2 separate regions of the Homo sapiens genome follow, and region 2 is linked to region 1. A link is an interaction called in ENCODE POLR2A ChIA-PET data of the cell type or tissue named here. Cell type or tissue: Panc1. All regions are shown on one strand. Links, peaks and the distances in the headings refer to the core of each region. The heading gives the core; the rest is flanking DNA.

Evidence for each region. Peaks named below come from ENCODE experiments on the same cell type or tissue, not always from the same donor. Only the 100,000 strongest peaks of a DNase experiment are listed, where the experiment ranks them.
Region 2: POLR2A ChIA-PET joins it to region 1 with 8 read pairs; 1 of 35 experiments calls an interaction of 5 or more read pairs at or near these places.

The regions. Positions count from the first base shown.
Region 1 is chr3:193,299,748-193,305,323 of GRCh38, reverse strand. It overlaps ATP13A5 (ATPase 13A5), which reads left to right. Exons shown (of 30, transcript NM_198505.4): 24 at 4,017-4,113. Among named protein-coding and RNA genes, the nearest start is that of ATP13A5-AS1, 4.7 kb to the left of the region's middle. In Panc1, for the core only: no CTCF peak of the experiment used is centred there; a DNase peak (open chromatin) is centred at 3,683.
Region 2 is chr3:192,833,797-192,839,372 of GRCh38, reverse strand. All of the region lies in intron 1 of MB21D2 (Mab-21 domain containing 2), which reads left to right. Among named protein-coding and RNA genes, the nearest start is that of MB21D2, 81 kb to the left of the region's middle. RefSeq lists enhancers at 1,262-1,331, 2,092-2,141. In Panc1, for the core only: no CTCF peak of the experiment used is centred there; no DNase peak of the experiment used is centred there; H3K27ac peaks cover 109 bases.

The DNA.
Region 1 (5,576 bases), core at 1,535-5,534:
AAGCTTGACTTGATGTTTTAAAACTAATTGTATTTCTTACTTTTTCTCTCCTCTATTTGGTATGTTGGATGCTTCCTGTAACATTTCTCTCAGGAATTTTGGATGGATGAGGAAGCAGAAAGGAAATACTTCATTAGATAGCTTCCCTAAATACTATTACATGTCTCCAAAATGCAAATTAGTAAATATCCAATATCTTTTACATAAAAAGTTGATTGACAGTGTCAGGGAAGGGGAAGTGATATGGTTTGGCTTTGTGTTCCCACCCAAATCTCATCTGGAGTTGTGGTTCCCAGCCTGTTGACTGGATCATGGGGGCAGTTTCCCCGATGCTGTTCTCATGATAGTGAGGGAGTTCTCATGAGATGTGATGAATTTTAAAGTGGCAGTTTCCCCTGCGTGCTTCCTCTCTCTTGTCTTGTGAAGAAGGTGCCCACTTCTCCTTCACCTTCGCCATCTTTGTAAGTTTCCTGAGGCTTCCCCAGCCATGTGGAATTGTAAGTCAATTAAACCTCTTTTGTTTACAAATTACCCTGTCTCAGGTAGTAATCTTTATGGCAGTGTGAAAATGGACTAATACAGGAAGCCATTAACAGACGTTTATTTTCACAGCATGCTTCCCTCCCCTCCACTCCACTCTGATTTCTGATCTCATGTCTACTTATATTTTAAATGTAGTTAAGAACAAAACACCCAGTTTTATGTTTTATTCATAAATCTGATTTATCTATTGTTTCCTATAGCACTTATGGATAATTTCTGGGCATTTTCATGGGCAGTGATCTGAAAACCATCACCAGATTTTGAGATTCATACAAAAAAGACAGCCATGAAGTTCCCCAGCATGTCCTTTGGTGCATCAGAATAAACAGGTCACTGGCAGGAATCACTGACCTAAAGGTAGCAGGTCTAAAATTCCACACCCCTGGTTGGCTGCATATCAGCAAGACAGCTTTACACAACACCCTGAACACTGGGTGTCTGCACGTGTGTCCTTTCACACCCTCAAACACGATCACTTCCCCTGCCTCCAAAGCAGCTCCTCTTCCCAACTCCCACTTTCCTTGCTTCTAAGAACAGTCTACTCCTTGGAGTCTGCCATTGAGGTTCAGACCCTTAGAGTGCGTGTAACTCCTTCCTCTTCTTCACCCATAACCAAACAAGCATTATGTTTTACTGATTTATTTTGCAGAGTATCTCTAAGCCCTTTGGTTACTATCTCTAGTGTCTTAACCTTGGTTTGTGTCATGGTGACTACATGATGATAGTACTCAGAACCCTCGCCTTATTTTATGCTTTCCATTGTCAATACAACTCATGGAGCTCTTTACAAGTGTGCTTGGAAATGTAAAGAATGAGAGAGTCTTGCCCCCGGAGAATTTACATTCCAGCAAAAATTATGTGTGTGTGTGTGTGTGTGTGTATGTGTATGTATATGTGTAACATGTTACATATATTTACATAAATACATATATACATATATATGAATGTATATATAAATATGTGTGTGTGTGTATATATATTTATATACACACACACATACAAATGAAGTGGATGTGGGTCACTTCCCATGTGGATTGCTTCTGCCCTGACCAGAGGAGGCTGAAGGAGAGCTGGTTTGCTGAGGTCCCACTCTCGCATCACGTGCTGCTACCTCACGTCTTCTTTTAACCTGTCATAATCCACCATTCAGAAAACCTGTTACCGCATTAACAGCTAAGACTGAATTTTTTTAAAGGAGAAATATCTCCTTTACATATATACATATATACATACATTAACATATATACACACACATACACACAAATATATACATTATTTATTGAGTGTCTCTCATGCATCAGGCATGTTTTATACACACACATACACACACAAAATTATATATATACAATGTCTGATACATGGGACGTGCTCAATAAATTTGCTTGAAATAAATTAATGTCCAAACAAGACAGCAAATGTTCTGGCAGTTGAGTGTGAGAACTCAAGCCAGGAGGGAAGCTTTCAGTAGGGGAGTTGCAACTTGAAAAATGGGTGAGACTTATGTAAACAGAAAGGAGGTGAGAAGGAATTCCAGGTGGGGAAAATGCGGCAGCCATGTTTAGACACAGTGTTGTAACTGGAGAATGCAGGGGCCAGTTGGTGCAACTGGGCTAGAAGACTTCTCAGATGAGAATTGTGGTGGTTAAGCTAGACAACCAGATGTGGAGACCTTGCAGGGAGTTTGAGCTCCTGGATAACAGTGCAAAGTGCCTACTTGATCCATTCAACATGCAGTGGCATTCGAACTTCAGATGCTCCTCCTCATGCATGTGGCCCAGTGCATTTATGAGTGCAGTGTACTGTTACGGAATACAAGTCATGATGTAAAATTTCTCCAGTGGCAGATGGCTCAGTAAGACGCTAGGGTAGAAACTCCTTGCTTTTATATTTCATAGACTCATAAAAATTAGATATGGTTCAGCTCTGTTAGGCTCATTTTACTTTTTCTATCCTTGATGCATACTTATTCCTGAGAAAGCACTCCAGAGAGGCAATGAGATACAGTTTTAGATGCATAGGATCAAATCCACGGATTTTCATCTTTGTCTTTTGAAACATGATTTACTTGTTGCTATAGTTCAAGTCCTTTAGGGCAGAGACTGTGTCTTAGTGATTTTTGTATCAAGCATTATGCCTAGCACTATGCTGGGTATATCAGAGCATTCAGTGAACGTTTGTAGAATGCGTAGATAAATGCATGAGCTACTTAAAATTCACAATCATTAGGAATAGCAGTAATTTTGGAGGCCCATTTATCCTTTACTTAGAATAGTTTCTTGTACTTTCCTTTGAATCTGGGTGTCTTAATTTTCCTGGAACTATGCACGATTGCAGAAAAAAACAATGAAATCGCAATGTTTATATCAGACTTGGGAAAACGATCCATACTTCACATGCTTGCCCCTTCTCAGCTTGTCTTCTGCTCCATCCTCAGTGTTGAAAACAAACGACAGCACCTCACAGCTTGGTAGAAAATATCTTCCCAAAATATCCTGGCCTCTCTCCCACCCTTGCCTTCTCATTTTGCCTGAGACAAAGTGGTTAGTAGTTTGGCTTTTAGGTTCTTCTTTTCATGTCCCTGTTCTGTTGACCACATCTTTGAGCAGAGCAGGTGTCCATGTTACTGGGGAGTAGAAATGAAGTGGATGTGGGTCACGTCCCATGTGGATTGCTTCTGCCCTGAGCAGAGGAGGCTGAAGGAGAGCTGGTTTGCTGAGGTCCCACTCTCGCATCACATGCTGCTACCTCACATTTTTTTCTTCTAACCTGTCATAATCCACCATTCAGAAAACCTGTTACTGCGTTAATAGCTAAGACCGAATTTTTTTAAAGGAGAAATATCTACTTTTTAAGCTGCATTTTTTACTGTCGTCTTGATCTCTTGATCTTTATGGCCCACTCAGATTATTACCCTGGGGTCTTCCTGCAATATCAAAGCCTTCCTTACCCATTTAATCTCAAATATTAGAGTCACATTCACACTTCCTAAAATGTCAAAGCACCTATCCTTTAGCTTTATGTCTCCAAGGACCTCTAAAGCACACACAATGCAATTCCCAGGAAGCATGTATTGTTAAGATGTAATGAGTCACAAGTGAGTCAATGCTTGACATTTTGCACCTTATCATAATGTTGTATTGTGTTTATAATACACATAGTAATCTTCTCACTTCACTGAAAGCTTGTTGAAAATGAGGAGTGTGCCTGATTCATTTTATATCCTCTATGACTCTTAGCATAATGCTGGTACTTCATAAGCCCTAAATAAAAGTGAGTAAATGAACCGATGAGTAAGGTAATGATTGAAGGAGAGAATGAATGAATGAGTGGTTAAATAAATAGGAGGATGAATTCATGATTAAGTGAATGTATGTCAACAGGCTACTAAAAATATAACTCGTTTTAAGTATAAAAGAAGTTGGGAGACATTTATCATACATAACCAATTTTTATTTTTATTTCTTTTTAAACAGAGAAGGCCGAGCTGCTCTGGTTTCATCCTTTGGAGTATTTAAATACTTGACCATGTACGGCATAATCCAGTTTATCAGTGCATTACTGCTCTATTGGGTATGAAACAAAATCATTTTGTCTCAGTTCTAATTGCATTTATGTCCCTAATTTATTATTCAGGGTGTAGCTCCTATACAAGATTTAATGTTTTATAAACAAATGACATTTCTCAAAATAGGTGTCTGCAAACTCAGGAACCTGGTGTAACTGTGCATGAAATGTGGAACTAGAAATAAGTACATGTAGATGAGTTTTCTAGTGTGTTGTTTTTCTCTTGATAACCTGAGACTCTTCACCTCTCCAAACCCCTGTTTCTTCTTTTGGAATATGAAGAGAGCTTCAAAGCAGCCTAAGTATAATTCAGCAGGAAATGGATGAGTCTCCAATTGTGGAATATTTTCAACGGAAGACTAAGAAGAGATAAAAAGGAAGAGAAGCTGTTGAATTTGCTTTTGAAGGACTAGAATGCTAAAGACCTTTCACAATGGACCCTTATTCCTGAAGGTACCTAGAATTTATACAGTCAGGGATATCATTAGTAAAGAATCGGAAATTCTTTGAAACTAAAAAAGACTCAAAATTAAATGATGAAAATAGCCATTTAAAAATTAATTAGCTGTACAGAAGAACTATGTATAAGCTAAAAATAATCTTCATTAGTCCAACCATAGCTTGTACTACAGTAAAATGATCCAACAGGCTCAAGGAACACTTCAGGAGGGATTATTCTATTGCTTTCCTGGGAGGTTTGAGAAGTGAATAAGAGGGCCACAAGATTATACCATCCAGTGGGCTATTGCTTGCAAGAATCACACACAGAGGGCTCAAAGGCAGCCTGGTGGGAAGAAACAAGAACTGGACTGGGAGTCAGAAAACCTGGATTCAAGTTCTTCATCCAAAAGAACAAATTAGGTCTTGCCTTTGGCCAAAACCTGCTTCTGGGAAGCTGATTTTTCAGAGCCCTCCATAGTTCCATGAAAGCTTCTCCTAGAAGAAAAACTAAAGCTGCGGTTGGAAATTTCTTCCTGCTCCATCTCATTCTGAATATATAATTTTACCACTCTCAGGTGAAAAGAAGAGGAAAGGATATGAGAAAGAAAAGTAAAGAAGACAGGAAGAATTGGAGGTTGACAGGGACACTGAGGAACCAATGGCAGCCTTTCAAACATGTGAAAGCAGAAATTCATTTTCCAAAGCCTCCACGGATGGAGGTAGAAACCATAGTCCACTCTGCAGCCATTCATTCTAGTGGTCTAGACCTAAATAAGAGTGTCGCAGAAGAACCTTAACCTGGTACCTTCTGGGACTTGGATTCACTCTCTGAGAAGCCAGCAATACTTTCCATGTGCATAAATCTGGTCTGTAATGTGCTCAGAACCAGTTTATAGTTTAGTGCTTAGTCGACAGATATGAAACAGATAAACAGACCTGGCTGCAAGAGATATTGCAAGGCAACTTCCTGGAGAGTAATGATTTGACTTTCATATCTAAATACTTCAACTCTATAATGTGAACTTGAA
Region 2 (5,576 bases), core at 631-4,630, 470 kb after region 1:
AGAAAGAAAACATAGTTTGGAGCAGGAAGAAGAGTGCCCCAGAGAGAAACAGAAGGCTGTTTTGCTCCTAGAAGGAAGGTACGTAAATCCAGAGTGGGTACATGCAAAAGGAATTAAGGTGACCTGTTTGTATTGACCTCTTCACCTTCTGATATGTATATATTTTTGCTTATAAGCATGCTAGTAATTGTAATTGTTAATATTTATAGCACTCAGCTATTTTTTCCAGCAGTCATGTACTTTATCTTCTTTAGCCCTCACAAAATCCTTGCCTCCCAATCCACCCCCTCACCATCATGAAGTCATAAGTAATTTTCATTTTGTAAAAGAAAAAGGTCGTAACTTAGTGGCTAAGTGGTGTACATAGCTAAAAGTGGGAAAGTAGGGTCTCAAACCCAGGCTTTTTTGACTTGTAACTCAGTACACTATGTGCCTCTGCTCCTAACCTAAATGGGCATTCACTAGTTTGACTTCAAAAAAGGCATATAATACAGTGGATACTTGGGTTCTCTCTTCTATCCCTGCTCCAAGATTCCATGAGGGCAGAGTCAAAATCATGTATGTATTTTTGTATCTCTAATTTCTACTTCATTCTTGGCATGACAGAAACATTGGAAAGTATGCTGGTTTAAAATATGTCCACAAGGCCAGGCGTGGTGGCTCACACCTGTAATCCCAGCACTTTGGGAGGCCGAGGTGGGCAGATCACGAGGTCAGGAAATTGAGACCATCCTGGCTGGCACGGTGAAACCCCATCTCTATTAAAAATACAAAAAAGTAGCTGGGTGTGGCGGTGGGCGCCTGTAGTCCCAGCCACTCGGGAGGCCGAGGCAGGAGAATGGTGTGAACCCGGGAGGCGGAGTTTGCAGTGAGCCGAGATCGCGCCACTGCACTCCAGCCTGGGTGACAGAGCGAGACTCCATCTCAAAAAAAAAAAAAAAAAAGTCCACAGATTATTTAATACTCACTTCAAAGAGCCCATTTTTCTCTTGAAGGTGGGTTGGGCCTAGTGACTTGCTTCTAATGCATGGACAAAAGTGGAAGTGATAGTGTGCAACTTTATAGACTAGTCATTAAAGGCACTGTGGTTTCCTCCTTGCTCTCTCTTGGATCACTTCCTGTAGGGGAAATTAGCTGCTATCATGAGCACACTTAAGATGTCTTATATAGATGCCCATGTGTTAAAGAACCAAGGCCTTCTTCCAGCAGTCAGTGAAGAACTGAGGCCTCTGGTCAATGACTTGGAAACAGATTTTCAGCCCCAATCAAGCCTTCAAATGGCTGCAGCTCCAGCCACGAGTGATGTTGCCGCAGCTTCATGAGAGAGCCTGTGCAGGAGATATGCAGCTCTGCTGCTCCTCGTTTCTCAACTTACAGAAACTAAAAGATAGGAAGTGTTTATTTTTATAAATCCCTAAGTTTGGGGGTGTTCTGTCATGTAATAATAGAAAACTAATGTAGAAATAGATGGGCGGTACCTCCAGGTTTCTGATGTTTCTGATACTGACTTGATATGAACTGTGATTTGTTGGCACTGGCTACTTCTCAGTTGTTTTCTTTCAACTATAATATGTGTGTGTGTTTCTCAAATTAGACAATCACCTGGGGATCATTTAAAAATACAGAATCTAAAGCCGGAGACTCATGATATGGAATGTCCTAGGATGGCGTTTTGGAATCTATATTTTTTGCAAAACCTTTTGAGATGATTCAGATGCAGACGGCCCAGACTCATTCAGGGATTGTCATTTGGAAACCAGTGAGCGAGAGCCCTTTCCTTGATTCAGGTCTGACAATCAAGGTTTGCTACAGGATTCCTCCATTCGGTTCTCTCCCAGGAGCTCATCTTAATGCCTCTGTGCCGAGGGGCCTCGGAATGATGAACTATTGCAGATCCGCAGCTCGTTCTCCCCTTGAGCTGCGTCTTGTGCTTGGTGGGAAGCCCAGGTGGGACAGGGGTGGAGGATGGCCTGTTCAGGCCTTGAGTGTGACCAGGAGCCGAGACGGAGACATGTTCCAGTGCTGTGGCTGAGACTGATGTGTGCTTTTACTCTTAACAATAGGCATGTTTATGTGGGAATGTCTCTCCATGTTTACAAACTTCAGAAGGCCCCTTTGGGAAAGAAAACCTCTCAGAGAAGAGTAAGTAGCAATGGAGAGCTCTCTCGGGAGGAAACGTGTGGGCTTTCTAGGGTGAAACAAGAACTGCTAATACTTACTCTGGTCAACAGATGCTGACATAGTTCTGGACTCAAACAGGGCATATTTTAAACATGTATTTTTTAGTTCTTCAATGTCATAATCCTGATGTAAAATGGGTTCTTCAAGCATTATGGCCATACCCTGGGTATGGTCTTTGATGTATGCCGTTTGGATGTCTATGCCAAGTGTTTTGGTGTTTTGTATCATCTGCATTTTTTAAGAAGAAAAAAGTACAGATGTCTGAGGTACGTGTTTCTTCCCATGAGCCCTGTTGGAGTACCTCTTCTGACACTAAGTAACTGTGTGACCTTGGGAAAATTAGCTACCAGCATTAAGATGAAAGTCTTTTCTTTAGAGCAAGGAGAAACCTAGGCAGGATGATTGATCCATGTAAACAGTTAAATCTGTTCAGTGTTGTATTAGCTTGCTAAGTCTGCCGTAGCAAAATACCACAGACAGGGTAGCTTAAACAGCAGAAATTTGTTTTCTCACAGTTCTGGAGGCTGGAAGTCTAAGTTCAAGGTGTCAGTAGGTGTGGTTTCTCCTGAGGCCCCTCTCCGTGGCTTGCAGACGGCCGCCTGCTTGCTGTGTCCTCACATGGCCGCCTTCTGTGTTTGTGCACCCTTGTGCATCCAGATATCTCTTCTTATAAGACTACCAGTCAGATTGAATTAGGACTCCCTCTAACAGCCTCATTTTAATTTAATCACTTCTTTAAAGGCTGTATTTCCAAATACAATAATATTCTGAGGTTACTGGGAGTTAGGGCTTCAACATAAGAATTTGTGAGTCCACAACTTAGCCCATAACAAGCACCCAGGCTGCTTTTGTGTGTTAGAGGTCTGGGTGACGCAATGGCTTGGGGTGGGTGCCAGACACCCTTGGGTTTCCGTAGCAAAAGTAAAATAGAGTGAACTCCCTAAAGACATTTGGTCCATTTTCTGCTTTTTCAGAAACATGCTCTGAGATTATCTCTGTTAGGGAGTCACAGAATGCTACCTTCAAGGAATGCCCTCTATTTAATATTAAAGGAAGCTGAGGTCCAGGGAGGGATACAGCTATGTCTATAATTAGATCTCTTGATTTATAACCCAGTTCCATCCACTCAGAAACAAACCAGAGCATATAACCATACTCTCTGACCTCACTATTGCCTCACTCCAACACCTCAGAGACACCCAGCTTAGAAGTGGTGGGACTTTTTTTCATCTCCAGAGAGGGAGGATATGATGGTGCTTCACTGGGAATGTGCTAAGAACATTCTGAAAATAGTGACATCCTGTAATCAAAAGCTTTTTGTCTGAGGGAAGGCCTTTTTTTTTTTTTTCCCCCAATCTTTCTTCTTCTTGATCTTCCAAAGGAGGTCAGGTTTTTCACCATGAATTCTAGGATCAAGGCTAGTAAATCTGTAAGTTGGCAGAGTTTTGTTATATTTAAGCAAAGGTAGAACAGAGACAATAGTAGAAGTGATTCATCTAAATTTTTTAGTTTAATTCCAGAGTTAAGACTGAAAATGATTCTTGATGTCTTAATAAATAGTTTTAGACCAACAGACGGTTAAAATGTTTTAAGAAATTAGATCAAATTGTCATCATTTTTTTCTGGAATCTATAAGTGATTTGGGAATCAGGGCCTAGCATTTTTCTGGATTAAGTGGAATAAAATTTGCAAATGTGCTTGTATGTTTTTAAGACTTTTTTTTTTTTTTTTTTTTTGAGACAGAGTCTCGCTGTGTCGCCCAGGCTGGAGTGCAGTGGTGCGATTTCAGCTCACTGCAAGCTCCACCTCCCAGGTTCACGCCATTCTCTTGCCTCAACCTCCCGAGTAGCTGGGACTACAGGTGCCCGCCACCACACCCAGCTAATTTTTTTGTATTTTTTTGTAGAGACGGTGTTTCACCGTGCTAGCCAGGATGGTCTTGATCTCCTGACCTCGTGAGCTGCCCGCCTCAGCCTCCCAAAGTGCTGGGATTACAGGCTTAAGCCACCGCACCCAGCTTTTTTTTTTTTTTTTTTTTAAAGACACTTTCTAAAGATCCCTGGCCAAATAAAATGTGAACAATCGGCCAGGCGTGGTGGCTCACGCCTGTCATCCCAGCACTTTGGGAGGCTGATGTGAGCTGATCACGAGGTCAAGAGATTGAGACCATCCTGGCCAACATGGTGAAACCCTGTCTCTACTAAAAATACAAAAATTAGCTGGGCATGGTGGCATGCGCCTGTAGTCCCAGCTACTCGGGAGGCTGAGGCAGGAGAATCGCTTGAACCAGGGAGGCAGAGGTTGCAGTGAGCTGAGATCGTGCCACTGCACTCCAGCCTGCGTCAGAGCAAGACTCTGTCTCAAAAAAAAAAAAAAAAAAAAGAACAATCCTCTCAAACATCTGTACCTGTGGTAGAAAGTAATTGTCTGCGCAATTCAAGGAACATTTCAGTCTATCCCAGAAAGAAATTCTGCCAGCATTGCATTTGTGTTCCCAGTTTGTCTTGCTCTCACGGTAGAACAGCTGGCACTTCTTTGTGGTGTTTGGTTTCCTTGTTTTTGTTCCTTGGCTGAGATGTGAAGGACTTGGGAGGGGCTAAGAAACCTCAGGAAGGTCGGAAAAGTAGTGGCAGAAGACACAAAAAGGAGTGGCCCCACAGGAGAAACAGCATGTGCAAAGAGGAGGCATGATAGAAAAGCAGTGGAATGGGGATGAGAAAATCTGGATTTTTGTCTTTTTTCTTTCTTCTTCTTTTTTTTTTTTTTTTTTGATATAACTGGGGAAAATTACTTCCTCAGTCCTCATGTCCTTATTTGCATCATAACTGGATTTGGGTTTTTTTGTTTGTTTTGTTTTGTTTGGTTTTTTTTTTTTGAGATGCAGTCTCGCTTTGTCGTCTGGGCTGGAGTGCAATGGCATGATCTTGGCTCACTGCAACTTCCACTTCCTGGGTTCAAGCGATTCTCCTACATCAGCCTCCTGAGTAGCTGGGACTATAGGTGTGAGCCACCATGCCCGGCCTCATAACTGGATTTGAGTCAGAGAATCTGAGGGACCTCAGTGTTGCTGAACTCGATTCATTCATTCACACAAATTGGCAGAGTACCTGCCATGTACCATGTACCTGCAGTGTGATTGGTCCTGCAATTCAAAGATGAATGAACTGAGATCGTTGACCTCAAGCTGCTTGGTTCAGTAGCAGAGACAGACATATGAGACAACCATTTGTGATGCCATATTGTGAGTGTCATGGGAATACAGGGGAGGATGGGATTAGCCTTGATGGAAAGAGAGGGAAGTCTGCAGGACTCAACAGAGGAAAAGACCTTTCCCTAGAAGGAGAAGAGGGTGAAGTTAGCCTGGGCAGCCAGGCTGGTAGGAGAAGAATCATAGA